5 separate regions of the Mus musculus genome follow, and all the other regions are linked to region 2. A link is a loop called in an ENCODE intact Hi-C map of the cell type or tissue named here. Cell type or tissue: left cerebral cortex. All regions are shown on one strand. Each heading gives the region's core, and the rest is flanking DNA. Links, peaks and the distances in the headings are about the cores only.

Evidence for each region. Peaks named below come from ENCODE experiments on the same cell type or tissue, not always from the same donor. Only the 100,000 strongest peaks of a DNase experiment are listed, where the experiment ranks them.
Region 1: a loop joins it to region 2, with 7 times the contacts of the local background. A loop is called at or near these places in 16 of 42 quality-filtered maps.
Region 3: a loop joins it to region 2, with 3 times the contacts of the local background. A loop is called at or near these places in 23 of 42 quality-filtered maps.
Region 4: a loop joins it to region 2, with 6 times the contacts of the local background. A loop is called at or near these places in 16 of 42 quality-filtered maps.
Region 5: a loop joins it to region 2, with 2.4 times the contacts of the local background. A loop is called at or near these places in 16 of 42 quality-filtered maps.

Annotation. Positions count from the first base shown.
Region 1 is chr6:119,845,483-119,851,609 of GRCm38, reverse strand. Erc1 (ELKS/RAB6-interacting/CAST family member 1) reads left to right here and starts at 3,460. Exons shown (of 21, transcript NM_053204.2): 1 at 3,460-3,733. 3110021A11Rik (RIKEN cDNA 3110021A11 gene) reads right to left here and starts at 3,417. Exons shown (of 1, transcript NR_030776.1): 1 at 2,581-3,417. In left cerebral cortex, for the core only: a CTCF peak has its summit at 3,258; DNase peaks (open chromatin) are centred at 2,457, 3,124, 3,347, 4,093 and 1 more place; H3K4me3 peaks cover 2,448 bases; H3K27ac peaks cover 1,574 bases.
Region 2 is chr6:119,899,852-119,905,978 of GRCm38, reverse strand. It overlaps Rad52 (RAD52 homolog, DNA repair protein), which reads right to left and starts at 3,281. Exons shown (of 12, transcript NM_001166381.1): 1 at 3,144-3,281. In left cerebral cortex, for the core only: no CTCF peak of the experiment used is centred there; DNase peaks (open chromatin) are centred at 332 and 3,300; H3K4me3 peaks cover 1,845 bases; H3K27ac peaks cover 1,689 bases.
Region 3 is chr6:119,487,142-119,493,268 of GRCm38, reverse strand. All of the region lies in intron 1 of Wnt5b (wingless-type MMTV integration site family, member 5B), which reads left to right. Among named protein-coding and RNA genes, the nearest start is that of Fbxl14, 11 kb to the right of the region's middle. In left cerebral cortex, for the core only: CTCF peaks have their summits at 2,289 and 3,352 (motif pointing left); DNase peaks (open chromatin) are centred at 3,153 and 3,298.
Region 4 is chr6:119,793,583-119,799,709 of GRCm38, reverse strand. Erc1 (ELKS/RAB6-interacting/CAST family member 1) reads left to right here. Exons shown (of 21, transcript NM_053204.2): 4 at 2,387-2,803. Among named protein-coding and RNA genes, the nearest start is that of Erc1, 52 kb to the left of the region's middle. In left cerebral cortex, for the core only: no CTCF peak of the experiment used is centred there; DNase peaks (open chromatin) are centred at 2,444 and 3,142; H3K4me3 peaks cover 325 bases; H3K27ac peaks cover 918 bases.
Region 5 is chr6:119,784,390-119,790,516 of GRCm38, reverse strand. The region is part of intron 4 of Erc1 (ELKS/RAB6-interacting/CAST family member 1); the gene reads left to right. Among named protein-coding and RNA genes, the nearest start is that of Erc1, 61 kb to the left of the region's middle. In left cerebral cortex, for the core only: no CTCF peak of the experiment used is centred there; no DNase peak of the experiment used is centred there.

The DNA of each region.
Region 1 (6,127 bases), core at 312-5,311, 54 kb after region 2:
TGGCTATCTGGATATCTTTGAAGAAATAGTGATTCATATTCTTTTCTCATTTTACAATGTGGATTGTCTTTGTACTATTGAGTTCTAGATATGGAAGAGATCTGACTTACAGATTGTTTTCTCAAGTCCATGCTCCCCTTTCACACGTCTTTAGGTACTTCTCAGCCTCTTTTTATTTTATTTGCAGACTACATAGTGCAGGGTGATTTCATGCTCACATTTTGGCCATCAGAGTGCTGGAGCTATAAATATGAGCCATTATATTCAGGCTTTTCAACTTCTTTGTTAGGGTCTCTATTAGTTGGTTAGTGCTGCCATACCACAGACTGAAGATGGCATCTTTGAGGATTACAATTTCAAAAACTTAATTCAATCCATATAACTCTGTTCTCCAGGCCATCGGATTTATGTCCGCCTCAACTTAAAAATGCATTCTATTTATTCCAAGAGACCATTTACATCCACATGAACTCTAAATTCAAAATCTTATCTAACTAAATACAGGTTAAATGGGGTGTGGTGTCACAAGTCTGTAGTGCCAGCATGTAGGAGGTTGAGGGTTTATAGGGTATCATTTGAGCCTGGTTCAAGACCAGTCTAGGTAATACAGTGAGGTTCCCATGGGGGGCACCTAATAAACATTTCCCCAAATTAAAAACAAACAAAACAAAGCGAGGTTAAATTTATTTATTTATTTATTTGAGGGGGGGGTAGGTTCAAGACAGGGTTTCTCTGTATAGCCCTGGCTGTCCTGGAACTCACTTTGTAGACCAGGCTGGCCTCGAACTCAGAAATCTCCCTGTCTCTGCCTCCCAAGTGCTGGGATTAAAGGTGTGTGCCACCACCACCCGGCTGAGGTTAAATATTCTTAATAAAAAATGTGGAATGTTTCAAAAGCTGAAAAATCCTGACCACCAGTATGGTACACCAGTGGAAATTTTCACATTATAAACTCCTGCTTTATGAACAAACTAAAACTACTGCATGAGCCAGGTGGTAGCAGTGCATGCCTTTAATCCTAGCACTTGGGAGGCAGAGTCAGACTGATCTCTGGGTTCAGGGCTAGCCCAGTCTACAACAGTGAGTTCCAGGATAGCCAGGTCTACACAGAGAAACCCTGTCTTGAAAAACCAAATCCAAATCAAACCAACAACCAAAAAAACTTGCATTAAGTGCCTTTCAGGATATATTTGCTGATAAAGATATACATGAAATAAATTAACTTTGTGTTTTGAATTGGGTTCTGTCCTCGATACCTCCTTAAGTGTATCCTTTTATCTTCTCCCACCCCCAAATTGAAAAACAGAATGGTCCCAGCATTTCAGATAAAAGACATTCTGTCTTTATATTATCTAAACTATATATGAGTGATACTGGAGATGGGTCATCCTGAGGCAAAATCCTCTCTAGCTAAGAAGCAGACCAGTTACACACTTCCAGGATACAAAGCTGGGACATACACAGGACAGATATTTTCATCCCAAAAGAGAGAAACTGGAGAAGAGGAAGGGGACCAGGTGCCAAGCACATACAAATCCCCCGGGGAGTGCCAGGTGTAGTGTCACTTGCTTGCAATCTCATCATTAGGGAGACTGGACCAGCTACTGTTGTGAATTCCAGGACATCCTGGACCATGCATCGAACAGATAAACAAAACCCCCAACAGAGACACATACACCTATAGCAAGGCAAGCGCCTCTTTACTTATTATACAGAGAAGTATCTGGAAAAACAGCCCATAAAGAATGGCTTGAATGGGTGAGTACCTAGATATCTAAGAAATGAAATCTCAATTTCTCAATTTCTCTCTCTCTCTCTCTCTCTCTCTCTCTCTCTCTCTCTCTCTCTCTCTCTCTCTGTGTGTGTGTGTAAGGAACCAGAGTATGACATCAGGTGTCTTCCTCTATTGCCCTCTGCCTTGTTGCCTTGAGACAGGGTCTTTCACTGCATCAGAAGCTCATCTTTTGGGATCAATCTGTCCTCCTTCTGCAGTGCTGGTGTTACAGATACTTGAAGCCATGCCTGGGTTTTATGTGGGTGCTGGGGATTCAAACTTAGGTTCTCCTGCTTGTAGAGCAAATGCTCGTATCCACTAAGTCATCTTCCCAGCCCCAGAAACGAAATCTTTGAAGATTCTTTTCTGGCTGCTGAATAGTCCCGTTTAGCTGCACACTCTCTAACAATTGGCTGTCATATGTTAGATGTACTGAAGGGGAATCAGTTTAGTGTGCCCAAGGAGCTGTAATGACCCAAGTGCATTTTGGAAGGGAACAATTAGAGAATCTGGAAAGGACAAAATATAGTTTGGTGGATGAACGTGAATACTACAGGATGGGGGAAGATGTTAATGGGATTAGGAAGAGTGTAAGCCGGTTAATTATGATGGTGGGAGGTTAGGGATGAGTAAACCGGTGAGTCTTAGCTCCTCTCATCTCAAAGGCATTTCAAATTAGCTTAATAAGCGCTGTGAGTATGGGGATGAGTGTAATTCACACCACCCTTGGATTTTCGGCTTAGAGATAGCTTATCTACATTTTTAAGATTAGTAACTATGTGTTGCCCCCACCTCCGTATTTTTTTTTTTTTTTTTTTTTTGGCTTGCTCTTGACAAAAGGCAAAGGTTGAAATTCAGCAGCAGAAAACTGGGCTGTCTAAAATAAGGTAGCAGCTGCTTTGTAGTTCGCCTTGCTTGGTGTGAGGGCTAAATAAAAAAGGTAACGCGGTGAAGCATTTGGCACAGTACACTGCATGTGGACATCAGGTTCCGCCCACACTCTTCCTCCCTGGAATGATCCTTGCAAAAAAAGCCACCTACTGAGGCGAGGGTCTTTTGCCATGACCGCTTGGACAGCCCAGATGACTCAAGAGTATTATTGCCTTCCACAGCCTCACAGCGCAAAAGCCAAGGGTGAGAGAAGCTAACTTCTCTTGGACAAAGGGTGTCCAGGCAGCCGTGGCTCTAATGACAAGCCCTGAGCTATTTATTTCCTAAGGTGGCGGCCGTCCCAGGGTTCGGGTAACGGGCTTGCCAAGGAAGGGGCGGGGCGACTCCAGGTTTGGGAAAGGCCACTCCACTCCTGGGGCTTCCAGCAGTCCACGTCCTACGGCAAGCAGGAGGAGACAAACGCCGCCCCTCCTCGTCCGCACCTTCCTCGCTCAATATCGCGGCCCGGGCTCCCGGTGGACGCTCGGCCGTGGGTGTGGGTGTGGGTGTGTGTGTGAGGGGCGGCGCTACGTGTGGCGCAACCCTGCCTCGGCACCCAGTTACCTTCGCGGCCTCGGAGCGCCGCACTTGTCGATCCTGGCGCGCGGTCCCGTGGAGCGGCGTAGCGGGGCGCTTCCCAGTGGGACGAGGGAAAGCCCAGCGGCCCGGGAGAGCGGGAGGCGGGGCGAGGGCGCCGCGCGGGCGACAGGGGGTGGGGCTAGGTGTGCGCGGGGGGCGGGGCGTGGTGACGTCGCGGGCGCCGGTCGTGCTGTGGCGGTGGCGGCGGCGGCGGCGGCTGTGGTAGTGTCGGCGGCAGGCTGTCCGGGAAGCAGTAGCAGCAACCGCAGCAGCAGCGGCGGCCCTGAGGAGAGTAAGGCGGCCGCGTCGGCAGCGGCTCGCTCGTCAGGCGGAACCTCGATCTGCCCAGAGGTCGCAGGCGCCGAGGCATTTGTCGTTTCCTACCCGGCTCGGCGCTCCCGGCCCTGGCTGGGCAGGGCAGAGCGCCCCTGGGGAGGGGCGGAGCTGTAGGTGAGGCTTGGGGACCCCTCCCCCTCCTTTTTGGGCCGGGGGTGGGGAGGAGGATGGGGAGGTCGGGAGGGCGGACCCCGCCCCAGCGCACCCGAGCCCACCGGCGGCCGCGCCCTGCGGAGCTCCCGGATTGGGCGGGAGCGAAGGCGCTGGCGGTAAGGATCGCTGCTGGAGGTGGGAGGTGGGGGGCTTCTGGCCCACCGAGAGCCGAGGGTGGGAGGCATGATGTGGGGCTATTGGGGAGCCCTGGAGTTGGGGTGCGGCCAAGGTGGATCGGATGTAAAATGTTTAAGATGATCTTATTATTTTGAACCTGGTTAGATAGAAGAGGAAAGGTTGTATTTCAGATGGAAAATGAGGCATGGATGTCGCCTTGGAGGTAGCTGGAGGGGCTACTGCAGCAGATCTCACATTGCCACTCTAGGGTTTTGGTTCTTTTCTTGGTCAGATGAGTAGAATTCGCTGAGGGAAGAGAATCCCTTTGCGTTGACTTGGGGTTGGTAAATTGGGAGCGCGAGTGAGTGAGGTTTTTACACACAAGAAGGAAGATGTTGGTGTTTAGACAACTTCATTCTATAGCAACCAACCATGAAGGAGTGAGTCTCATTACTCTTAGCCCCTCAAAAGTGCTATCAGCCTTTTCTTTTCCTTGCCCCCCTCAACCCCCTCTCCTGTGCTTGATCTCTTTGTACCATTTTTCATTTTTGAGTTGACCCGTTAAGAAAAGGCCCTGGACTCAGAGTAATAGTTGCAGGTGGTTGTGGCTGATTGCTTTGAGCGAACTGTGAACAGTTCTGTTGGAGATGACTGTATGAAATTGCTTAAGCGTTTAAAGTGCAACTGTCTCTTACATCTTGTTTTTCAATAGACCTTGATACATTTTGCGTTTATTTAATCATTATGTGTGTGTGCCTGGCATACACACGATAGATTACTCCCTCCCTCTTTGAGGTCAAAGGTCAAAGCTTTTGGGACTTGGTTCTCCCACTGTGGATGGCTGGGATCAAACTTTGGTTATTAGACTTGTGACATAAGCACTTTTTTCTGTTGAGTTATCTGGATGTCCCTATTTTTCCGATTCTTCTTCTGTCTCAGCCTTCCAAGTGTGAGATTAGACATGATCTGGCTTTCTTGAAGATCGATTTTATTTTTTTATTTTCAGGTGTACTTACTGTTGTCTCCCCCCCCCCCCCTTTTTCTTTGGTTTTGTTGTTTTCCGAGACCTGATTTCTCAGTGTAGCCCTGGCTATCTTAGAACTCGCTCTGCCCACCAGGCTGGCCTGCTTCTGTCTCCCAAGTGCTAGAGTTAATGGCATGTGCCACCACACCTGGCTTTATTTCAGTCTTTACTAAATATTAAAAAATGAAATAGAAATTGTTCTTTACGTAAGTACCTCCATTTCTAAGGAATATTGTCAGAGTCAAGGGATTTTACAATGTTCTGGTACCCTGTGGGAACATGTATCGTACGTTGTTGGGAGACATTACTAAGGCGAACAGTGTCCATCAGCATTTTACTCTTTACCACAATAAACCTAAGTCTTTTTTGGATTCTTGTTTTCTATTAGATTATTGTAGTCACGTGCCTTATCATTTATGACAAAATATTTCTTGTTAAGAAAATAGGCCATTTGATGGATATATATTGTAATATAATGAGAGGCACAGCACTCAGTAGTTCACTTATAAAAGAAGAGAAACTGCTATAAAATCAAATTTAAACAGCAACTTTCCTAACACTTACCTAATTTACTTGGGGAAGTGTCCAGGGGAGTGCTTTTCTGTAACTCAAGAGAGAAACACATAGGTTAGGTTCAGTAGTTCTCCAACTGACTGTTTTTCATGCTAACTTCATGAACAGACTTTCATCTACCAGAAAAAATAACTACCTGTAGAGAGATTGGTAGGAAACGGAGGCAAAGATAGTTAATTGATAAAGTGTATAGATCAATTTATAGTCTGATGATCTGACTTCCACTTTTGGGCTCCTCAGGCACCTGCACTCATTCACGTCATTCACACTCTCCATCCTTCCTATAACTGAGCATAAAATAAATCTTAAATGTCTTGTAGCAAATGTGGTGGCTCACACCTGTAATTCCAGCTTAGGAGGCTGAGATTGCCTTGAGTTTGAAGCTAGCCTGGGCTACAAAGTGAGTTCCAGCTCTTACTGAGCTACAGTGTAGAATTGTCTTTTTGTTTGTTTTTTTAAATTAAGGTGATTTGCCTCTTATTCCCTGTGCTATACTTGTTGAGTCCACTGAAGTTTTTCTTCATTGCTAAAGTCATAGAGTACTATGTCAGTCTTGTAATTCAGCTTCAAACTAGAAATTTAAAAGTGAAGGTTCTCAGAGAAACAGCCGTTTTATGCTGTTTACACTTTGTAGGAAGGAG
Region 2 (6,127 bases), core at 313-5,312:
TATGTCCCACCTACAACCTTAACTACAAATGGTTCTGTAAGCCTGTTCCAGGAATGGTAATCATGTCTTTGTTTCAAAAAGTTAATAACTATCTTGCAACCCACCATTGTTGCAAAGGGGTCGCTATGGATACCAGTTATTAGGACTACCTTGTTATGCCCACCTTGCAACCATGTCTTTGTTTCAGGAGGTCTTTAGAACTACTTGTTATGCTTTGTTCTGCACCTGTAACTCTGCCTATTTTGCCTGCCAATCCCCACACTTGGAAACCTCCTACCCTTGAGCTATGAAAGTCTTAGCTTCCTCATATCCAATGCTGATCTCTCCAACCGTGCCGTAAGTGGAGGCAGCCAATGTACACAAATAGAAAAGGCTTATTTTCACTAACTGCTTGCTTTAATTAACTTGCCCATGATGATGTGAGTCAACGGTCCTTCTCCTCCCATCTTTGGGATTAACATACGGGACATTTGTTTGTTCTAGTTGGGGTCTCATTCAGACTGCCCTAGAACTCACTGTGTACCCACTCCCTGCCTTCTCAGTCCAGATCAGATATTGTCCAGTGTTCTATCAGAATAAACCAAAACTGCACAGAAGGAAGGCCTTGTCCAGAAAGAGGCCAGCCCACAGCCTTCTGGTGGCAGGTGGCAGGAACTCCTTTCCCTTCCCAGGTGACTTTGGTCGGTGTATCTCACATTTGAGGTTGTTCCTGTGGGGGAGTGCTGGGGTGGGACATGGATGGCAATCTTGCTTCATATTCAAATTGCTATCACCACAAACCCTGTCTACATACATGAGAAATGAAGTCGGCTCCGTTCTGTACTTAGATTTTGAAAATAATGAACATATCTTGTCTGTTTGGTCTTATAATTTCATCAAAGCATCCATCTATATTTTAGGTGAAACTGTCACCCAGAGCTGGTCAAGGCGGCCCATGACTTTAATTCCAGCACTTGGGAGGCAGAGGCAGAGGCAAGCAGATCTCTCAGTTCTGGGACAGCCAAAGCTACAAAAAAAAAAAAAAAAAAAAGAATGCAAGCCTGGCCTGATGGTACTCACCGTTAACCAGCACTTGGAGGCAGCCTGATCCAGTGCGAGAGAGGCCCTGTCTCTCACCAATTAATGAAAAAGTAGGGAAAGAGGAAAGGAAGCTGCCAAAGCACCCTTAATTGTAGACAGCATGCTCTGTACACGAGACCCAAAGACTCCATCAGGAAAGTCTCAGAGCTGACAGTCACTTTAATCAAGTACCAGAAGGCAAAATTAATTCACAAAAACCATTAGGCTCTGTGCAGACCAATGACAAACACAGTTGTATTCACAATTACAACTATAAACAAACGACCATGGAATAAACCCAGCCAAAGAGGTGACTTTCGGGGGTAGGGGGGTCTCTCTGTGTAGCCCTGGCTGTTCTGGAACTTACTCTGTCGACCAGGTTGGTCTCGAGCTCACGGAAATCCACCTGCCTCAGTCTCCTGAGTGCTGGGATTAAGGGTATGTACCACCACACCCAGCTAACATTGTTTTAAAAACTGTTTATGTGCATTGGTGTTTGTCTGCATATATGTGAGGGTGCTGGGTCCTCTGCAATGGAAGTTATAGACATGTGGGTGCTGGAAATTGAACTCAGGTCCTCTGAAAGAAGAGCCACTACTCCTAGCCACTGAGCCATTTCTCCAGCCTGCATTTTTTTTTAAAGATTAGAAATTTTGATTCTTTAAAAAAAAAAAAAAAAAAAAAAAAAAAACAGCCAGGTGATGGTGGCACACGCCTTTGATCCCAGCACTTGGGAGGCAGAGGCAGGCGGATTTCTGAGTTCAAGGCCAGCCTAGTCTGCAAAGTGAGTTCCAGGACAGCCAGGTCTACACAGAGAAACCCTGTCTTGAAAAAACCAAAAAAAAAAAAAAAAAAAAATTAATGTTTGTATTATATAAGTATGTGTGTTTTGCCTGCATGCTTATCTGTGCACCACAAGTACTGAAGAAGGTATCCCTTATAACTAGAGATATAGACAGTTGTAAGCCACCATGTGAGTGGTGGGAATTGAACCCAGGTCCTTGGGAAGAGCAGCAGCCAGTTTTTTAAATAAAATATAATTCACATCATTTCCTCTCTCTCTCCTCCAATCCCTCATATCCCTCTCTCAACTTCATAGCCTTTTTCTGTTTTGTTTTACACAGACAACAGAGACATACATATATGAATAAATAAATATAACCCCTAAGTCTGTTTAATGTAGCATGTACATGTACAATTTTAGGGCTGATCACTTGGTACTGGGTAATCCATTAGGGGGTTCATCTCTGGGAAAGCCATTCTCCCTTTCTGACAGTCATTAATTGCGTATAGCTCTTCATCTAAGGGCGGGGCCCTTTAAGACCCCTCCCCCAATCCAAGTTGGCATGTCAACTGGTGCTGTTAATTGTCCAGGTCTTATTAAAGAAGCAATATTGAGATGGCCATGTAGGGGAATCAGCCTAGATGACCATCAACTTAATCAACTGATGGATAATTCAAACGAGATACAAACATCGGAACTTTATTCTGCGGAACAGATCCCACCGAAACCCACACAAAGTACTGTATTTCATACAAGTGAAACAGGTTCACTGACAAAGCAGACGGGGGTCCTAGGATGACGGGAAAAGTGAGAGGGAGAGCTAACTGTGGCTTCTGGATTTATTTAGGAGTGATGAAAATGTTATGGAATTCGATGTTGCTAGGGGTTACACAACCCCCAAGCATATGAGTAACCAGAGAACTGTACACCCCCGAGGAGTGAATTTAACCGTACTAATGCACGCTTCGTTTTTCAAAGTCCAGAAAGGCTACCCTGAATGTCAAACTCCTCAAGTCCACAGTTTCTTCTCAGCCCCACCGACTCCCTCCGACTTCACCCTGTCCTAGACAGTCCTGTTAACAGTCAGCGCGCGTGTCGCACGGTGCTCCCGAGCACGCGGTCAGCAACCCCGGACCAGGCGCCTCCCTCCAGATCCAGCGCAACCGTGGGGGCTTCAGGGCTCGGCCTCCCCGGTGGAGACGCCCCCGTGCCGGGCGTGTCCAGCAGCCGCCCGAATCCGAAAGGCCCCACGCTCCCCGACCCCGCTAGAACCACCCCGGCGAGGACCGTCCTCACTCACGCGCTTCGGAACGCGGTGCACGCAGGAGCTCGGTCCGGGTGCCTGCCGGGAAGCCGGAGAGGGCCTCGCAGAAGGAATGGAGACTCTGCAAGCTCAGAGTCCTCGCCCAAAGAAAAACAGAAGGAAAGGCCGTAAGTCAAGTCAGAAGGCGCCGAGAGCCGCAAAGCAGGCTGTCGCAAATCAAGTCGCGAACTGGAAGCGGCGGAGGACTCAGCATCCTGAGCGCTCTTGGGCTGTTATCTCACCGCCCGCGGCGATCAGCCTTCCCGCAGCCGCAGCAAGCCGCTTCGGTTTCCGTAGGCGCCCTGCGAGGGTCCCTGGTGTGACCCGGCTGGGTGACGCCCGGAGCCAACCTCTCCTCGGTGTGCTTTTAAACTCTGAGACCCTGGCAGCCAGTGGGATTTCCCCTGAAATTCAACCGGAACTAACTGGATGACAGTTACACTTTAGGCATCACTCCAAGTTAAACACAGACTGATCTCAGTTTATGATGTTTTCTGCTTTACAACAGATCTACGTCTCCAATGTGTAGTTTATATACTGAGAACTTTTTGTTTTTAATGGTCAGGCCTTCAGATTGTTGCAATTTAACCAATTCATTATATGGCCACTATATCCAGGATCTTTCGTGTTTTCCTAGATGGTTGACTTAACTAATCTTCCCAGAAACACGGAGTCAGATGCAGTTAATAAATAAATCGAAAGTCCTTTAGCACATTGTAGGGTCCATACTGACAAGACCAAGATAACAGGACAATGACACTAGCTACAAGAGAAACTCAGAATTCTGTTTCTGGAATTAGCTGGTCACTCAACTTGCCCATTACTTGCACAAAAAGGAAAGACTCTTTCTCAGGGCAGTGGTGGCCACATCTTTAATCCCAGCACCCAGGAGACAGGGGCAGGCAGATGTCTTGAGTTCGAGGATGCTACACAGAGAAACTCTGTCTCGAAGAAAAGAAAAACATCATTTGAAACTGTGCTACTGGCCGATGCAAGAGTACCAAATTTCCATTCTGGTGGCACAGACCTGTAACTCAAACTACTGGGGAAGCTGAGATAGGAGAATCCCAAAATCAAGGACAGCCTGGGCTTAAAACCTGTCTAGGTAAAAAGAGGGTTGGCATTATAGCTTAGTAGTAGGACTCTTGCCTGGCATGTAGGAAGTAATGGACTCAATCCCAACGACAGGGGAGGAGAACCTGAACATCTACGGCTACAGAGATCGCTCCACAGTTTAAGAGCACGTACTATTTCAGAGAACCTGAGTTAGGTTCCCCACATCCAAATTAGGGGACTCACAACTACCTGTAACTACAGTTCAAGGGGACCCAGTGCTCTCTTCTGGCCTCTGAAGGCACCGTAAACATACGACACTCATTTGCCCAGACACACAAAACATGTATACATATAAATAAAAACAAATCTTTTTTAAAAAAATAGACTATTAATCTGTTATCCGTGCGCCTCAGAACGTGGTGCTTGCAGGAGCTTGGCCCCGGGTGCCTGCAGGAGCTTGGCCCCGGGTGCCTGCAGGGAAGCCGAAGTGGGCCTCGCAGAAGAGATGGAGACTCTGCAAGCTCAGGGGACGCAGGGAAGAGGGCCATCAGGTTTGTACTGAGCCATGTGGCTGAACCCCTTTCCTTTTATAATTACTTATGTTAAACATCTTTTTATATTTTGGATATCATATAGCCGCCCAAATCCAAAGGGCCTCATGCTCCGAGACCCCACTGAGACCACAATGAAGACGCAGCACAAGATGGCGCACACCTTTAATTTCAGCACTCAGAGGGCAGACACAAATGAAAATCAACTTGGTCTACATAAGGAGTTGCAAGACAGCCAGTGCTACACTATAGAGAAACTCTGTCTCAACAAAACAAAACCACTAAGGACGGGCTGGTGAGTTTACTCAGTGGTTAAGAGAAATTGTTGCTCTTGCAGAGCATCTGGGGTTAGATTCCCAGCACCCACATGGCAGCTCACAACCATCTGTAACTCCAGGTCCAGGGGCTCTGATGCCTGCTTCTGGCATTCTTGGGCACGTAGTGCATACATACATGAAGGTAAGATGTTCATACCCATACATCTAAATGTTCATACCCATACATCTAAATGTTCATACCCATACACCTAAAAAAGAATGGGGGCAAAGGGGCTGCTTTACCTAGCTCAGCAAATCAACAAAAAACTTGCTTTTTTTCTCTATTCAGAGAACAATCTCTCAGTGTTGTCTCTCTGCGGCTCCAGTCAAACTGGGGCAATTCATTTCAAAGTTCCAAAAATGCCTTGCCTATCTGTTGGCAAAGGTTGGCTAGGGTTCCATTTCCCTGCCCAACAGTCTCATCTCTGCCGGCACAACACACACTTTGGTTTTCTTTCCAGGTCTTACCTGATAGCCCAAGCTGGCCTTGAACTCACTGTGTAGCTAAGATTGAGCCCGGGCTGCTTACTGACCCTTCTGGCTTCAGTTCCCAAGTCCTAGAGTGAGAGGTGTGCAGCCCCTGCTTTCTTCCTGATGAGGACTGGACACAGTACTTCGTGTGTGCTAGGCAAGCACTGTACCAACTACATCTCCACTCCTCATATGTGTTTGGGGTTTAGTTTCGCACATGCAGTGAGTGTGAATGCACCCACACATGCAGGAGGTTACGTATAACTTTGTGGAATTGGGGGGTCTCCTTCTGCCACGTGGATTCTGGGAACAAACTCAGGTGTTCAGGCTTGGCAGCATAGCACTGAGCCAGCCTGCAAGGCCTCTGTGTGTGTGTGTGTGTGTGTGTGTGTGTGTGTGTGTGTGTGTGTGTGTGTGTGTGTTTGATGACTATTCTAACAAGATTGTGAGATAGTAGTTCCCCATGGTTTTGGTGAGCATTGTCTTTCTTTTTTAAGATAATGTGCATGTGTGTACATGGTATGTGTATGGTGCATGTGCGCCACTGTGTGCATGGGTGCCATTGCCTGCATGTGAAGGTCTAGAA
Region 3 (6,127 bases), core at 995-5,994, 410 kb after region 2:
GTGAATTCCATGCTGGCTTTGAAGCTTCCCAGATGAACTGTGAGATCCTTGATCATTCCAGAGTGGGGTTAGAAATCCGCAATCAGTTTTGCATCCATGGCCCAGAGCTAGGGTTAGTAAGGAGAACAGCTACCTAGGCTGATGGGGAAGGCAGGGACTCAAGGCCAGGCTGGGAGTTGTCACCAATCTGTGATTAATTGTATGCTCGGTGATTTGTGTATAAATGACACCCGCAAAGGCCCTGTGAGATACAGACAAACTCCCTTGGGAGTGCGTGCTCTCAAAGACTGCCGTAAGTAGTGCTTGACATTGCAGATCTTACCCACACATTACCTTGAGATTAAGCGTTGCCGTGGGATGGATATTTGCTCAGTGGTGAGGGATGGTCGGTATGTGTGTGTGAAAGAGGGGAGGGGGTAACAGGCAAGGTGGGAACATGACCTTTTGCCCTCCAAAGCCCCAGTGAGTGCTCCAGACTCTGGCAGTGCCTGGGCACTGGGCAAATCTCCCCTAGGCATACAGGGCAGGGGTTAGAGGTTAATGAATGAGTTCACGCCCCACACTCAGTATCCTGTTTGACAGTGGTTATATACATGAGATCTTAAATGGGGTCAAAACGGGAATTGCAAGTTTTCCCCAAACTCTTTATTTCTGCAACAGTGGTGTTCCGAGGTGGCTGCCCCTCCACAGGGAAAAGGAAGAGTGTGGCTCTGGTCTCTGAGAGACTCAGTATATGTCTGAAGCAGGGCCAAGGGGAGAGCAGGTGGGGGCGGTCCTGGCTGCTTCTATTCTTCTCTAGTAATCCCTTAAAAAATAATTGCAGCCCCAGACCTCCGCCTCCAGCACATTTTCCACTTGATTAGAGGCCTTTGTGGGGTAGGCAGAGGGGCCTGCAGACGTGGACATTATGCTGGACCCTGCAATGTCCAGCTGGGACTTTTTCCATCAAAAGGGGATTTTAGTAAAACCATTATCAGGGGCTTAGAGGACAAAGGCCGATGAGCTGCAAACCAGGGGCAGATTAGTGGTAGCAGCCTGTTTCGGGCCTGTAGAAGGGTGGGAAGGAGCTTGCAGTGACTTGCATGCAAGTGCCTTGATTTCTCTTGCTAGTTCCTGGCAGATGAGGAAGTGGGGTGAGTGTAGCAGCTGGGGCTGGGATGTCACGGATGTGCGAGGTAGGACTAATGTCTGCTTAGGCTTCTGGTTATGTCCACCTCGCCTGGAATTCACTGTGACAGCTCACAGTTCACAAGGAGAAATCAAGAAAGGCCCACGTAGCCAGGGGGTAGTGGCACACACCTTTAATCCCAGAATTTGGGAGGCAGAGGCAGACGAATCTCTGAGTTCAAAACCAGCCTGGTCTACAGAGCAAGTTCCAGGACAGCCAGGGCTAACCAAAGAAAGGAAGGAAGAAAGGAAGGCTGGTGCTGGGTCCCTTTTTAGGGCAGATGGACACTGTTTGAAGGAAGCACTGAGGGATTAGGGAAGGCGGGTGCGGGGGGGTGGGGGTGGGGGGGGGTGGCGGGCAAGAGAACGTTCTGTCTATAGTCTTGCTATTAGGACTGGGGGTTCCTTTGGGTGGACATCTGGGGAAAGTTATCTAAAATATAAGCTTCTGTCTTGTTGGGCTCCCCAGAGCCACACTCCATCTTCATTGAGGAAATGGAATTTCAGGCTGTGGGAGTCAGTTGCCTCCTGGAGGGCCCATGAGGGATCTGACACTGTCTCCCTCCCTGGAAGGCCCTGGCTTCTCCCTGTGTGCATTAAAGCCATGTTGACATTACCTGCTGAATGTAGGCCCTTGGGTACCAACTGCAGGGCTCTGGACAGGACATTTCAGGCCTGAAGTGCTGAGTATTCCTGCCTCAAGTGAAATTCACAGAAAAAACTCTGTTCTTTAAAACCTTCACTAGAGAAAACGTACAGGAGGTGGCGGGAGAGGGAGATGGAGACAGAGAGATGACAACACATAAATATAAAGCCTGAAGGCCAGAAGCGAAGCTGTCGGAGGCTGCACATCAAAGCCCCCCTCCCTCCCTCCCTCCCTCTCCGTGCCCAGGGCTGTGAGGGTCCTGTCATCCAGCGTCCTCGGTCCTCCGAGTCATGTGGGGACCTTTCTCTTGTCTGCAGACTCCCTTCCTGGCATTGTTCTTTCCAAACCCGGCTCCGTTCTATATAGTCACTCAGAGACACATTTCAGCAATGGTTTCCATAACGGGTTTCCATAATCTCCCCTGGGAGATTTCATGATTTTCTAAGAGTCCTCTTGGTAGTTCTGGGAATAGCAATGTTCTTCACACTCAAGCGCAGCGCATACTAGAGGTCTGTCTTATTCATTCTCTTAACAAAACAAAACAAAACAAAACAAAACAAAACAAAACAAGAGCTCTGTATGTTTGAGCTAATAATCGGGGCTCACCCGGCTCACAGGCTGGTAGAAGTCTTCCCTCCTTTGTCCCATGGCAGTAGCAGCTGCCTCAGACCCACGCTCTGATTCTCTGACCTCAGAGACTCTAAGTGTCAAGAGGACAAGAGCCCATCCTCTACGCCCTCAGCCCACCCCTCACTGCAGCATGTGGAATCTGGCCAGGGTGGCCCCGCGGCTCTGAGTGCATGCTTGTCTTCGGCTGCCTTTCTCTCGTCTACGTTCTGCATTTACACCGTGCAAGAAACCTCACATCCTTCTTAGACCCATCAGGGTCTGGCTTCACGGGCCCCTTTAGATTCTACAAAGACGGCTTCATGTGGGCAGTGAATATACTGCATTCCTTTGATAATTAAAGTGAATTAGAACAAAAATGTAAACTCCCAACTCTTTTTCTATTTTTCTTTCACAGTAACAGGATGCTTAGCTCTATCTTCATGCATGATTGTAAAATTTCTCCCCACTTGCCAAACTTGGCAAACGTAGCACTCCAACAGTTTTCGAGAAGGAGCCTTAAGGAATCAGCTGATACTTTCCCCCAGGCCCACCAAAGCAGAGCTGCTAGAACTCAGGGATCCCCATGAAACAGTAACACCCCAGAGACACGGTGCCAGGAGTCACCTCGCTGGTGCTTTAAAATTCAGTCTTGGGCTGTTGAGATGGCTCAGCAGGTAAAGGTGCTTGCTGTCCAGACTGACTCACAGACACATGCATGCCTACACACGTATACATACCAAAGGGTGAAAAAGGAAAAAAATTTAAAAAGCCAGTCTCAGTGTTTGGAGGAAATAATGTTCCAGTTGTCAACTCTTAGATCCTGGCAGAACTCTTGCGAGTGGGGGAAACATCAAGAGAAAGGATTTGTTAGCCTGGAGGGCTGGGTGGTCTCGCAACGCAGCCACCAAATCATAGACAATGCTGCCACCTACTGACAAGATCCAGAAATTGCAGATCTGGTGGGTAAATTCTGTCTTCTGTCTTCACCAAAGAATAAACTGTGTTGTCTACACTTAATTTTACTGCTTTATATTGAGTCCAAAACCATTTTAATTAAGTAAAAGCAAAGGAAACCACGTTTGTCTGTTTTCTGCCTCTAAATTGTTTGGACACAGCTCAATTTCATTAACAGCAGGAGAGGTAAATCCTGTGTACATGTCCTAAAATGAAGGTAAAATGAAGCGTGTCATGGAACAAGATGTTTTCTGTCCTCCCTCCTTTGTGCGGAGATAGGGTCTTATGTTGCCTGGGCTGGCCTTGAACTCTTTATGCCTCCATAAGTTCTGACTGTAGGCAAGCTTGTAGGGCATTTTAAAATTATTGATTGGAGGGAAGGCCTAGCTCATTGTGGGTTGGGCCATCCCTGGGCTGGTGGTCCTGGGTTCTAAAAGAAAGCAGGCTGCCCAATCCATGAGGAGCAAGCTAGTAAGCAGCACCCCTGCATGGCCTCTGCATCAGCTCCTGCTCCAGACTTCTGCCCTGTTTGGGTTGCTGTCTTGACTTCCTTTTAAGATGAACTGAGATGTGGAAGTGGAAGTCACATAACCCTTGTCCTCCCCAAGGTGCTTTGGTCACGGTGTTTCATCACAGCAATAGCAATCTGAACTAAGACAGCCTAGGCTGAGAGTAGACTCTCAGAGCCCCTCCGTATTTGTCAAGTCACCTGTCTTCTGCAGGAGTAAGTCGTCTCTCCATACCTATAATGCCCAAGGGCTTTGTGTACGCTAAAGCAAGCACTAAGTACTCTACTAAGTACTAGTTAGTAATGTGCCTCCACCTTGTGGGAATGTGCCTGTTGCCTGACTTTAATTAAGCATCTTTATTTCTAGAGCAAACAACGATGCTGTTTGCTGCTGAGCCATGTATGGTATCACTGGTAATGGATTTCTCATCTCATTGGTAATGCATTTCTGTAGTTCCTTCTGTGGTTGTTTGTTTTGAGATGGGGTTCCTCTCTGTAACAGACCTGGCTGTCCTGGAACTCACTTTGTTGACCAGCTTGCACTTGAATTCAGAAATCCACCTGCCTCTGCTTCCTGAGTGCTGGGATTAAAGGTGTGTGCCAACACTGCCCTGATGCATTTCTATAATTCTTATTGGGTCTTTGGACAATCAGACTCTTCTATGTATGGAAAAAATGGGCTAACTTCTGTCCCAGGAGGCCACCTGATTCTCTGTCTATTGCCTCTGACATACGGTGGCAGAAGAGGTGTGTCAGGTGGGCTGACCTCAGCAGAGTGGAAAGGCCATTCGCCTTTCTCGTCCAGGCTCTGCAAACCTGACTACCTTCTCTGTTCCCAGCAGTGGCCAGCTGTGAGCCTGGTAAGGCACAGGGATGGAACAGACCGCCCACCTCAACAGTTTGTGTTCCCAAATGAAAGACAGATACACAGTTGAGCTGCCCTCTGGGTCCAGAGCAGTCAAGATAGAATATAGAGTTCAGTAAGTAATAACTCAGGACTATTGGCAGGAGGGGGATTTAACCGTGTAGAGGTTACAAAGTGGCCCAGGCATATTAAAATTAAGGCTGTGTGAGGTGTGTGTGTGTGTGTGTGTTTCTTTCGGGAACATGAAGCATCGAGGCAGGTGGCAAACCCACTGACGGGGTTTATTAATTAAAAAATATTACTACCCTTACCATCTAGCCTTAGCCAGCTATTACTCCACTATGTAGACCAGGCTGGCCTCTAACTCACAGAGATCTGTCTGCCTGCATAAGCACTGGGATTACTGGCGTGTACCACCAGGCCTTGCCCTAGTAGTCTAACTATTGCCGTTCCTCCGTCCCTTATCTATCCGTTCAGTTCCAGCCTCTGTAACTTTTTTCCAGAGTCTAAGAAATATCAGGACTGAGTTTGGCTCCTATTTAGAGACCGAATCTCAGAAAGCCTTGCCCTAGACTGAGAAATGGAAGCAGATGTGTATGCAAATAAGGGTAGTTTGGGAAGAGTTTCCTAAGGAGATGCAATATCACTGACCTTTGTAATACTTTGTGCCATTACCAAATGAGGAAAGCGGTGTTGCCCAAGCCAAGGCTGAATGACCCCATATTGCTTGAGAAATAGTAACTATGTCTTGGACTATTTCCCTACCGTCCAATTCCCATATCCTGGGTCCATGACATGAGCGGCCATTACAGACAGGCAGCATAACATGATTGTTCTTCCCCGAGCAGATAACGCTCACGGGCCTAGTGTCAGTTAGGTGAGCCGTGCACACCGTAATTCCACTCTGTGGAGTTCAAGAGCAGCTGTGGCCATATAATGAGTTTGAGGACAGCCTGGGCTGCATGAGACCCCGTCTTTAAAGAGGTGCTTGATAGTAACAAAAGCGGGCTCTTTACTTTCTGAGGACCATGGAGGGTACAAGGAGACATGAGTGAGGTCAACCTTTCCACCCTTGACGAGGAGAACTAGCCAGAGTTCCTGCAGCTGGACCCTAAGTTATGATGCAGGCAGGTATGCATAGTGTGTTACATGTGTGAGCATTCTTAGTTCCGAGGTTTTCAAAACACAGGCTTCCAGCATTACTACCGGAACTACTGTGGGTCCTGACTCAGGCCTCTGGGGACAGTGAACAACACACCCAAGGCCACTGGCTTCTCTAGCACCTATTCTAGGCTATTTGTGAACCTGAACTTTGATCAGCTTCAGGAAGAACCCTGAACGCGGTGTTCATAAAACATATCGAAGTTTGCACGCTACA
Region 4 (6,127 bases), core at 679-5,678, 110 kb after region 2:
TGTGTAGACAAATATACAGTTTTCTCTGTTGATGTTTTTAAATTTTTACTTTTATTGTGTAGGCATGTTCACAGGCAGTAGTATGTGCTCTCAATTACTGAGCCATCTCTCCAGCCCAGTATGTTGATCATAAATTCGCTAATCTTATTGTGTGCTAGTATTGTGAACACACACACACACACACACACACACATCTCTTTAAAAGCCATCACATGTGGCCTGCTAGACAGCTCAGTGGGTAAAGGGTTAAGGTACCTGCTGCCAAGCGTGATGGTGCTGAGTTTAATTTCCAGATCCATGTGGTAAAAGGAGAGAATCGATTCTTGAAAGTTGTCTTCTGCTGGGCAGTGGTGACGCATGCCTTTAATCACAGCACTTGGGAGGCAGAGGCAGGCAGATTTCTGTAGCCAGCCTGGTCTACAAAGTTCGTTCCAGGACAGGCAGGACAATACAGAGAAACCCTGTCTTGAACAACAACAAAAGAAATTTGTCTTCTGACTTCCATGCTTGTACCATGGATACATGCTTGTGCTTCCCCTCCCCCCTTTTCTCTCGCACACAGAGTAAATAAAAATATAAAAATCATAAGTAGTAGCCGGGCGTGGTGGCGCACGCCTTTAATCCCAGCACTTGGGAGGCAGAGGCAGGTGGATTTCTGAGTTCGAGGCCAGCCTGGTCTACAAAGTGAGCTCCAGGACAGCCAGGGCTATACAGAGAAACCCTATCTCGAAAAAACAAAAACAAAAACAAAAACACCATAAGTAGTGCTAAGTGCAAAATGACATAATTGGAAAGATTTGTGGCACACACAGAAAGTGAATGTTTATCTTGCTAATAAACATAAAGAATCACCTCCCCGTTGGATACTCACATCTTTACTTATTTTATTTATGTGAGTACACTGTAGCTGTCTTCAGACACACTAGAAGAGGCAGCAGATCTCATTATAGATGGTTGTGAGCCACCATGTGGTTGCTGGGAATGGAACTCAGGACCTCAGGAAGAAGAGTCAGTGCTCTTAACCCCTGAGCGGTTTCTCTAGCCCGGATACTCACATCTTAGTTACTTTTCGGTTGCTATGGCAAAATACCCCAACAGTAGCAATTTAAAAAAAGTACGGGAGTTATTTAGTCTTCCACTTTGAGGTGTAGTAGATTGTGGGGAGGGAAGGCAAGACAGCAGCGGGGGCTTGAAACAGCTGGTCAGGTTGTCCCCACAGTTGGACAGCAGAGAGAGATGAATATTTGTGCTGGGCTAGCTTTCTTTTTGTGGAGTCTAGAATTCAAGTCCAAGGAATGGTGCTTCTCACTTCTACTTTTGGGTCTTTTCTCCTCAGCTAACCTCATCATCATAATCCTTCACTGGTGTGCTGATGTTTTGTCTCCTTGGTGATTCCAAGATCATTTGAAGTTGACTGTTAATATAACCTCCACTTGTCAATAAAATTTAAATGATTAGTACACGGGCCAGATGTATACGAGAATATCATTCACAGAATCAAAGAATATAATGTTACTTTGCCAGGGATTGGGAAAAGGAACTAAGGAAAGCTACTTACTAGTATCCATGAATTTTCAGTGAAGCAGAAGTAAGCTGTAGAGATAGATCCAGTACAGCATTGTCCCCGCAGTCAACAATAGCATTCTAGACCTTACAATTCTTATGAAGATAGAGTTTATGTTAGTTCTGCTTTTTGAGTAGTATGTATCACTTGGCTTCAAACTTGAGATACTCCTGCCTCACTCTTTAAAATGATATTATAGGCATATACTATTATACCTGGTTTTGGTGTTTGTGTGTGTGTGTTCATGAGTTCGTATGTATGTTTGTGTGTATATATATACATATATATATATACACATATACACATATATACATACACATATACATATTCACATACATACATATATATATGTGTATGTATGTGAATGTTAAATTGTAGCTAAAAAGTTATGTATAACCACTTATTAAATACTAGTACTTGCTAATTAATGTTTTTAATAATTAAAAGTCATTTTGTTTTTTGATAGACTTTTATGTTTTGGAATTTTGTTTTTCTACTCCTGCTGATTTAGAGTCTTCTCACTCCCTTTAAGATAATTTCCATTAAATTTTGAGATGTCTAGATTTTCTTGTGGCTTATAAAGTAAAGGACTGCCATACTTCTTTTCCTGAGTTGGGGGGAATAAGCACAAATTAAGTTACTGACAATTATAGATTATTACCATGGTTTTAAAACTTGAATTTAAAGAGAATAAGAGGAATCTTTATTTCTGAGGATATTTCTGAGAATCCTTACAGCTATTTTTAGCTGCCTGCAAGCTGCTCTGTCTTTGCTAATTGAGGGGAAGGCTGATTTTGGTTTTTCTTTTTGTGTTGTTCTCAGCACATGCAGATGACAATCCAGGCTCTCCAGGATGAGCTGCGGATCCAGAGGGACTTGAATCAGCTGTTTCAGCAAGATAGCAGCAGTAGGACTGGGGAGCCTTGCGTGGCAGAGCTCACAGAGGAGAACTTCCAGAGGCTGCATGCTGAGCACGAGAGGCAAGCCAAAGAGCTGTTTCTTCTGCGGAAGACCCTGGAGGAAATGGAGCTGAGGATTGAGACTCAGAAGCAGACCCTAAATGCTCGGGATGAGTCCATCAAGAAGCTTCTGGAGATGCTCCAGAGCAAAGGACTTTCTGCCAAAGCTACAGAGGAAGACCATGAGAGAACGCGACGGCTCGCAGAGGCGGAGATGCACGTCCACCACCTCGAGAGTCTTTTGGAGCAGAAGGAAAAAGAGAATAATATGTTGAGAGAGGTGAGTGACTACCTTTTTAGTTCCTGATTGTCTTTTTCCCTTACTAATCAGAATCTTGCCCTAGATAAATTTATGTGCTCTGCTGTGCTGCTGGATAGGAATTTTGTCTCTTGTGTTTCAGCACTTCAGTGATTTCCTTTTTGATTTTTTTTCTTGAACAGAATGCATCACCTGGCATATATGTTACTCAATAACAGCCTCACCCCTGTCACCCTGCATGAGATTCTTAGGGGTTCCTGAGTGACTGAGGGGATACAGGGTTGTTTCAGTTTGTTACTCGCTTCTGTTTGTTCGTAGAGACAGAACAGCAAAACCAGAGTCAGGCGCTCAATTACAAACTACTAGTAACCAGTCACCTCTGCTCACCCATGCCTGCAGCACTCAAGCAGTAATGGGTGTCTCCTCTGGTTTCCCTGGAAACGGTTGTCTTGTTGTGAAAGATATGTGTTAAAAATCAAGGCGTGTAGCCAGAAGGAGTTATGTAGAGACACATGATTTTATATGAAAGACTCAAACTGGCCTGTGTGATTAGACCTCACTTTCTGTGGCAATGACATTTTAAGAAAGCATTAAGGAAGAATTCATCTTACCTTGAGCTAATTTAGAAGCTGTAATACATTTTATATGTCTGATTTCTTAGGGTTTCTATTGCAGTTATAAAGCACTGTCTTAGTCAGGGTTTCTATTCCTGCACAAACATCATGACCAAGAAGCAAGTTGGGGAGGAAAGGGTTTATTCAGCTTACACTTCCATATTGCTGTTCATCACCAAGGAAGTCAGGACTGGAACTCAAGCAGGTCAGGAAGCAGGAGCTGATGCAGAGGCCATGGAGTTCTTTACTGGCTTGCTCAGCCTGCTCTCTTATAGAACCAAGACTACCAGCCCAGAGATGGTCCCACCCACAAGGGGCCCTTCCCTTTGATCACTAATTGAGAAAGTGCCTTACAGCTGGATCTCATGGAGGCATTTCCTCAACTGAAGCTCCTTTCTCTGTGATAACCCCAGCTGTGTCAAGTTGACACAAAACTAGCCAGTACAAGCACTATGACCAAAAGCAGCTTGTGGAGAAAAAGGTTTATTTTACTTACAGTTTAAATCACAATCCATCACTGAGGAAAGCCAGCCCTTGAGTGCAGGAACCTGGGACAGGAGCTGATGCAGAGGCCATGCAGGGGTGCTACTTACTTTCTTGTTCCCCATGGCTTGCTCAGCCTGCTTTCTTTTCTTTTCTTTATTTTTCTTTTTTTTTTTTTTTAGATTTGTTTATTTATTGTATGTAAGCACACTGTAGCTGACTTCAGATGCACCAGAAGAGGGAGTCAGATCCCATTACGGATGGTTGTGAGCCACCATGTGGTTGCTAGGATTTGAACTCAGGACCTTCGGAAGAGCAGTCGGGTGCTCTTACCTGCTGAGCCATCTCACCAGCCCCAGCCTGCTTTCTTATATATCATTAGACCAACTTCCCAGGGATGGCGTCACCCACAATGGGCTGGGTTTTCTCCCATTCTCCATTCTGTCACTAGTTAAGAAAATATACTATAAACTTGCCCACAGGCCAGTCTGGAGCTGTGTTGGATTTTCTTAATTGAGCTTCCCTCTTCCAAAATGACTCTATACTATATCAAGTTGACTTAAAACGAGCCAGTGCTTCTGGTTAGATATAAAATTCTTTTTAGCTTCCCTGTGATTATTGGGATGCACCGCTATAACCAGCTAACTTTCACATTTTGATGGGGGGAAGTGGGGATCCTCGAACTGTTAGGATGAGTCTGAATAATCCCTTTTAAACATGATTTGGGAAGAAGAAAATTAAAAACAAATAAACATATTCAACTGAGCATGATAGAACATGGCTTTAATCCTAGCACTTGGGAGGAACAGGCAGGCAAATCTCAGTGAATTGTAAGCCAGCTTGGTCCACATAGTGAGAGACTGTCTCAAATGAACACATGAAAACACCCAAGAAACTAACACCAACACAAAACTATGGAGCTACTGAGTGTGGTGGTACATGCTTTTAATCCCTGCATTTTGGAGGCAGAGGCAAAGGCAGAGGAAAAGGAGATGGAGGCAGAGGAGGCAGAGGAGGCAGAGGAGGCAGAGGCTCAGTGAGTCGGAGGCCAGTCTGGTTGACATGGTGAGTTGCATGATAGTCAGGGCTACACAGACTTTTTTTTTTTTTTTTAAACTGTACAGCACCTCAAAAGTAAAAATTCCAGGTGTGTATTGAAACAAATACAAACTTGGTGATGTCTTTTTTCCAATTATAATTTCCTGCTTTAGGAGTATTACGTTTTTGCTGCTTCTGAACATTTCAACCTATCCTAGTAGTTTAGGAACTAATAAATGCCAAATAGCTAAAGGATACGGGAAGTCACAGTTTGTTTATTTATGAACAATTAGGATCATATTGAGCTCGAAAATACTGAAAAAAAAAACCCTCTGGGAGTTTTAGACTTTTTTTTTTAAATATAAGTCATATAAATACATTTTGTATATGATAAAAGAAAATATATTTCCCTGTGAGTGTACCATCAAACAATTCAAGGCTGCCATTTGTAGCATATTGTCTTATAAGAAATATAATCATGCTACTTCAAATTACTTGAAAGCAAGTGGGCACAGTGGCTGTGGAAATCCTTTTCTTCCTTCAAGACTTAACTTCCATCAGTTCTGCATTGACGGTCAGTGTGTAGTGTTGCATGTACATGCAGTAGCAGTGACCATGTATATTTGGCAGTAGTGATCATGTGAGTAGAAGTATCCAAAGCAATTTTCCTTTTTGAGATGGACGCTTACTAAGGAGTCCTGGCTATCCTTGAAATCCCTACACCCCTGACGATTCTAGATAAAATTAATAACTCTTCGCCTCCAGACCAAATAAATGCTTAATAAAACAAGAACTGAATGATAGTTTTATAGTCTGGCTTAAGAAAGTAATAGTCTAGTAAATGTATATTTACTAGAAAGCATTCTGCTTACTAGTCACATACTGAAGTAGGAAGAGGTAAAGATGGTTGTGTTAATGATATTTAAGAGCATTCTTGAAGTTTTATCTAATTAATTTGATAAGAGTAGGGAAGAGAATAAATAATGCCATTGATGGAAAAGATGGTACTCGATTTCATTATTGCAGAAACTAATATGCAAATGTCATTTCCCCCAATTTATCAATTTAATGCGTCTATACTGGGAATTTTCTGGTAACCCTTGGGGGACTTATGTAGGTAGATCAGAATACATATATTTTGAATCCACTGGTGATATGTATCTGTAAAACTAGCACCTGGGAAACAGTGACAGAGAATTTAAAGTTCAAG
Region 5 (6,127 bases), core at 746-5,745, 120 kb after region 2:
TGTCAAAGATTTTGTGGGTGGGTTGCTATCCTTATCCCTCCACTAGGAATCCTGCCTGACTAGGCTATTTCAGGGTTCATATCCCCTACTGCTAGGAGTCTCAGGTAGAGTGCCCCCTATAGATACCCTGGGGCCTTCCCTCTCTTCCCATCTCAGGTCTCTGGCACATCCTAGAGGTGCCCCCGCCCCGAAATTTCTCTCCTGCTCTCCTTATACTTGAACCCCCCTACTGCCCTCTCCTATCCAGTTCCTTATTTCCATTATTTATTTTGTTTACCCTTCTGAGAAAGATTCGGGCATCCTCCCTTTACCTCCTTGTTATTTGGCTTCTTTGGGTCTGTGGATTTTAGCCTGGTTATCCCATACTTTATGGCTAATATCCACTGATCAGTGAGTATATACAATGCATGTCCTTTTGTGACTGTCACTCCTGCATAATTCATGATGTCCTTGTTTTTAATAGCCAGGTATCCCATTGTGTATATGAACCATATTTTCTTTATCCATTCTTCAGTTGAGGGAAATCTAGGTTGTTTCCAGTTCTGGCTATTAGGAATAAAGCCGATATGAACATAGTTTGACAAAGAAGCCAAAACCTCACAATGGGAAAGGGAGAACATCTGCAACAAATGGTGCTGCTCTAACTGCATGTCTGCATGTAGAAGAATGCAAATAGATCCCCGCATAAAACTCAAGTCCAAGTGGATCGAAGATTTCAATGACAAACCAGATACACTAAATCTAATAAAACTGAAAGTGAGGAACTGCCTTGAACACATTGGTACAGAAGACAGCTTCCTGAACAGAACACCAATGGCTCAGACACTAAGATCAACAATTAATAAATGGGACCCCATGAAACTGAAAAGCTCTGTGAGTCAAAGTCATTAAGACAAAATGGCAGCCTGCAGATTAGGAAAGGACATCTACATCCACATCATTCACCCCTACATCTGACAGATGGCGACTATCCAAACTCTATAAAGAACTCAAGAATTTAGATACCAGCAACCAAACCAGCCCTACTGAAAATGGGGTACAGAGCTAAACAGAATTCTCAACAGAGGAATCTCTAATGGCTGAGAAGCACTCTAAGTGTCCTTATTCTTCAGGGAAATGCAAATCAAAACAACTCTGAGATTCCACTTTACACCCATCAGAATGGCTAAGATCAAAAACTCAAAGGACAGCACATGCTGGCGAAGATGTGGAGCACGGGGAATACTCCTCTATTGCTGGTGGGAGTGCAAACTTGTACAACCACCCTGGAAATAAATCTGGTGGTTTCTCAGAAAATTGGGAATAGTTATACCTCAAGACCCATCTATACCACTCCTAGGCATATACCCAAAAGATGCTCCACCATCCCACAAGGACACATGCTCCACTATGTTCATAGAAACTTCAGAACTTTTATGTGTTACTTTCAGTCATAAGTGTTTCTTTCAATAATGTTGATATGGTCAGCATATTTTTATGGCATTGGCCTTGCACATGCTAGGCCAAAGGCTGTAGTATGATTTAATAATAATATACTATTATTATTAGAGTTATTATTTTATGGTTATAGAGATTGAACCTAGGAAACAATGCATGCTAGGTAAGTCCTCTATCATTCAGATAAGTCCCCAGCCTCTTTACTTTTAAAATGAAAGAAACTACTGAAGAAAAGAAGCACAAATTGTTACTAATTTATTCTCAAACTTAAGGTTATCCATTTGGTAATTAGAGGAGATAACATATTTCTTATTTATATTAGAAACTATGTGATGTTATTAGGAAATTCAAATAGTATATCTACCCATATGTTTTTTAAAAATTAAAAATATATATACTTATTTTGAAGATAGGGTCTCACTGTATAGACAGGCAGGCTTTTCATTGAGATCCTCTTGTCTTGACTTCTGAGTGCTGAGATTAAAGGCATGACTTCTACCCATAATTCATTTATTTTTCTTTCTCTTTTCTTTTTCCCTCCCTCCTTGCCCTTTTCTTCCCTCTTCTCCCTCCCATCCTCTTCTTCCCTCTCCCCTCTTTTTTTCCTTTTCTTTTCCCATTTCTGTCCCTTCTCCTTTTCTTCTTTTCCCTTCTCCCTTGCCCCTCTCTTCCTTTCCTCTGGCCCTCTCCTTTCTCTGCTCCTTCCTCTCCCCTCCCCCTTTCTTTTTTCCTTCTTTCCTTCCCCCATTCTCTTCTTTCCCTTCCTTCTTTTTCCCTTTTCCTCCTCTCCCATCTCCGCCTACCTTTTCTCTTTCCTTCTTCCTTTTCCTTTCTCACTCCTGTCTCCCCCTTTCTCTTCCTTTCCCTGTCTTTCCCTTTCATGCCCGACTCTTGTTCTTCGTCCTGTCCTGGCCTATTTCTCTGTGTTAGTCCAGTTATACTCGTGTCTCGGCAACCTGAGTGCTGGAATTACAAGTGCACACCATCATGCCCAAGTCTAGTTTGCGTATTTATGTGTGTGTGTGTGTGTGTGTGTGTGCCCAAAGGTCAGCCTCAGGGGTTGTTCCTTAGTAGCTGTAACCTTTTCTTCTTTTTTTCTGTTGTTTGTTTTTTTTTGTTTTTTTGTTTTTGTTTTTTATTTTCTTGGAGACAGGATCTCTCTCTCTCTAGCTCTGGCTGTCCCTGAACTGGTTCTGTAGAGTAGGCTGGCCTTGAACTTAGAGATTCTCCTGCTTCTGCCTCCCAGGTGCTGGGAATTAAATGCATGCCCACCTTTCCCAGCTGCTTAGTGTTTTGAGAGAGAGTCTTTCCTGATCTAGAACTTGCTGGGTAGGCTAGGCTTTGGACATATTCTAGGACTGTATTTAGATCCTTAAGCTTGCATAGGAAACGCTTTACTGAGCTATCTTGACAATCCCAAGTTGTATTTATTTTTAAATGAAAAATTTCAGCCAGTAGGGATGAAATCAAGTGAGCAAATAGCACATTCTTCTTCTTATACTTGTTTGTATAGTAACTTAGTTTTATTTCCAGAGTCTCTCCTGTTAGTTACTTACAGTGTGTGAGCCAGAGGCTTGATTTACTAGGTAGGAAAGGGGAGTTTGTCAGCTCACTGAATACAGGATGTGTTCTTATGAGCTTCAGTGTGTAGGCCTGTGGGTAGAAATGTGCTGTGATAGGATTCAGGTTTTTCAATGGGAGGGTTTTGTGCTTGTGAGTGAATTAGACTGCATTCTGGTCATCTCTTATTACATGTAGAAGGATTTTTAAAATTCAAATAGTTTTGTTTTTCTTAGTCTGTTTGCTAGGGTTTAAAAATAAAATTATAATAGTTTACCACAAAATGGAGCATTGTGAATTTACTTGTTTGGAAATAGATAATGGAGAAGAGATGCCATAAAATTAGTTGGACACCTAAATTGTAAAGTAGTTCAAAGAAATTCAGCTTCAATACTTACAAGTACTGGAGCAATAAATAATCCATGTAAGTATAGATTTTAGTCTTATTGGCTGATGAAAATTGTCTATAATTAGTGTAGTTCATTTTATGTTTATATAATCAAAAATCTCACACTTATTTGTGGAGCAAACATCCTCAGAAGTCTCTACTATAAACTCAAGTGAGCAGCTTGTGTACACTTGGGGACCATAGCTTCTGAACAAGCTACAGCTAGTGAGTTTGCTTTAATGCTGGTGGGAGACTAATCTGGACTGAATGATGTTTTTAGTGGTGGAATGGAAGAAAACAGATGAGTTCAATAGATTCTAAAACTTAAGATATAATATAGAGAGTGCTGTGGGTCAGGACTGGAGATGTCGCTCAGTGGGAGACCCGTTGCTTGCCACATGCAACCCTAGGACCTCAGAATAACAGTGTAAATAGTTGTGTAGCTTAAAGAATTATGAAATATGCTCCCTTCTAATCCCCATCACCCAAATATAGAGAGGGAACTTTAATGCCCATCATCGTCAGAGACTCTCTTGTTCCACTAAGAACAACTGTGATCTTGGCTTTTATGATCACTCATTTGCTTTTGACTAAACTTACCGTATCTCTATTCCTAATATTAAAACATTATCACATTTATGTATCAGTATCAATTAATGGCAATACATATCATGGCTTGGCTTCATCTGATTTTCTTTTGTTTTAATTAAATTTTTGATACTCCTTTTTTCCCCTTTAAATTTGCATTGGTATTTTGACTGTATGTTTGTCTGTGTGACAGTGTTGGATACTCTGGAACTGGAGTTAGAGACAGTTGTGAGCTGTCATTTGGGTGCTGAGAATTGAATCAGGTCCTCAGGAAGAGCAAGCAGTCAGTGCTCCTCATTTCTGAATGATCTCCTCAGCCTTCCCCTTTAAAATTCTAATGAATTACTTTTTGGAGACTGTTTTGTCTTGGTGTTGAATTCACTGTATACTGGAGGGTAGACTTAACTTTTAATCTTCCTCTATCACTTCCAGTTTTATGTAGTTCTAGGAATCTATCACCCAGCTGAGAACTACCTATGGTGTTGTGCACACTAGTCAAGTACACTACCAAGTGACCTGGGTTTTCAGCTCTGTTTTTCAAGAGTACTCTTTAAAGTTTTAATTATAGATTTTTATCTTCCATAAGCTACTTTTTAGCTTACGGGCTAGAATAATAATTCCATTATATTTGTAATTTCTGTGCACATATTGACTTACTACATACACACATACACACACAGAGAGACAGACAGAGAGAGAAGGAGGGAAGGAGGGAGAGGGAGAAAATAATTTAAAAAAAGAGGTTGCAAGCAGGACAGTGTTTTAGTTAGAGAAGACATTAGAACTTGGACACCCATATCGACTTCTCCATTATTTCTATCCTATATAACAAATTACAGTTACCAAACACACAAGGCAAGGAGTCAAGCTTATTACAGGAGATAGGCATTCATTTATTCTTTACTTCATCAAATAATTTAAAACACTATCCTAGCATGGTAATTTTACCCCTCCTTTCTTTAGTGTGTATCTATTAACTGCATGGACTTTTTGTCTAAACATAGTGATACCATCACAGCGAATCCACTTAAAACATTTAAGAGACATTTGAGTTGGGAACAGATGGAGGTAAAGTGCTCAGTGGCATGGGAGATGGGACAGAGTTCAGCAGCCCAGTATATTTGGGGAACAGCTAGGTGTCCAGTGTGACTGAAGTAAAGTGACTGAGGGAAGCGGGAAGACACAAAGTGTGACACTCTCTCAAGAAGACATGTCACATGGGGAGCCTCACAGGGTTTTGAGTGTGGAGGGAGGAGATGACCTGGGTTTTAAAGGAGTGTATTGAGAAGATGCAGTAGGGGAAGCAAACTGTAGGAACTTGTAACGAGAAGTGTGGGGTTTTAGATGGCTCATGTTAGGTAGGAGTATTAAAAATGTACAAAAGAGTTTTTGGATTTGGATGTTTTGAAGGTACATATAAGTAGATTTCCTGACTTCGGTTTAGTGGAGACTGGAAGGTATGAATGGCTTCATGTGTGATACAAGTTTAGGATGCTGCTGAAGTCTGATCTTGAAAAATAGCTTTTGAAATGTTTGATAAGTACGTAAGTATGATATCCAGTTAAATACTTAAGGCTGAAGTTGGTTGTAGCAGTGTATATTAATTAAGATTGAGTCTGTCTTCCCTTAAATGTTTGAGCCAGAATTTTTTCGGGTTGTGAGGTTTTTGGGAGTTTGGAATATTTTCATAGACATTAGCAGTTGACCATTCTGTTCTAAAAGTAAAATCAGAGATGCTCTAAAAAAAAAAAAAAAAAAAAAAAAAGAAAGAAAGAAAAAAATGAATATAGTATGAAAACACTTTTAAAAGAGCTTTTCTTTCTGTAAGAATTTTTTAATTATTTATTTTTATTTCATGTGTATTGGTGTTATGCCTGCATGTGTGTTTGTGTGAGGATGTTTGATCTCCTGGAACTGAAGTTACAGAGCTCACAACTCTGCCATGTGAGACCTGGGAGTTGAATGCAGGTCTTCTTGAAAAGCCGGTTGAACTCTTAATTGCTGGTCCATCTCTCCAGTCCTGTTCTGTAAGAATTTAAGAAAAGTTGATCAGTGAGCTTCCTGGTCAGGCAACAGTGAGTAAATTAGGAGAAAGAAATAACCAAAATATTATATTATGGTCTTTTTCATAGCTTATAGGTTTGTATATAGCCT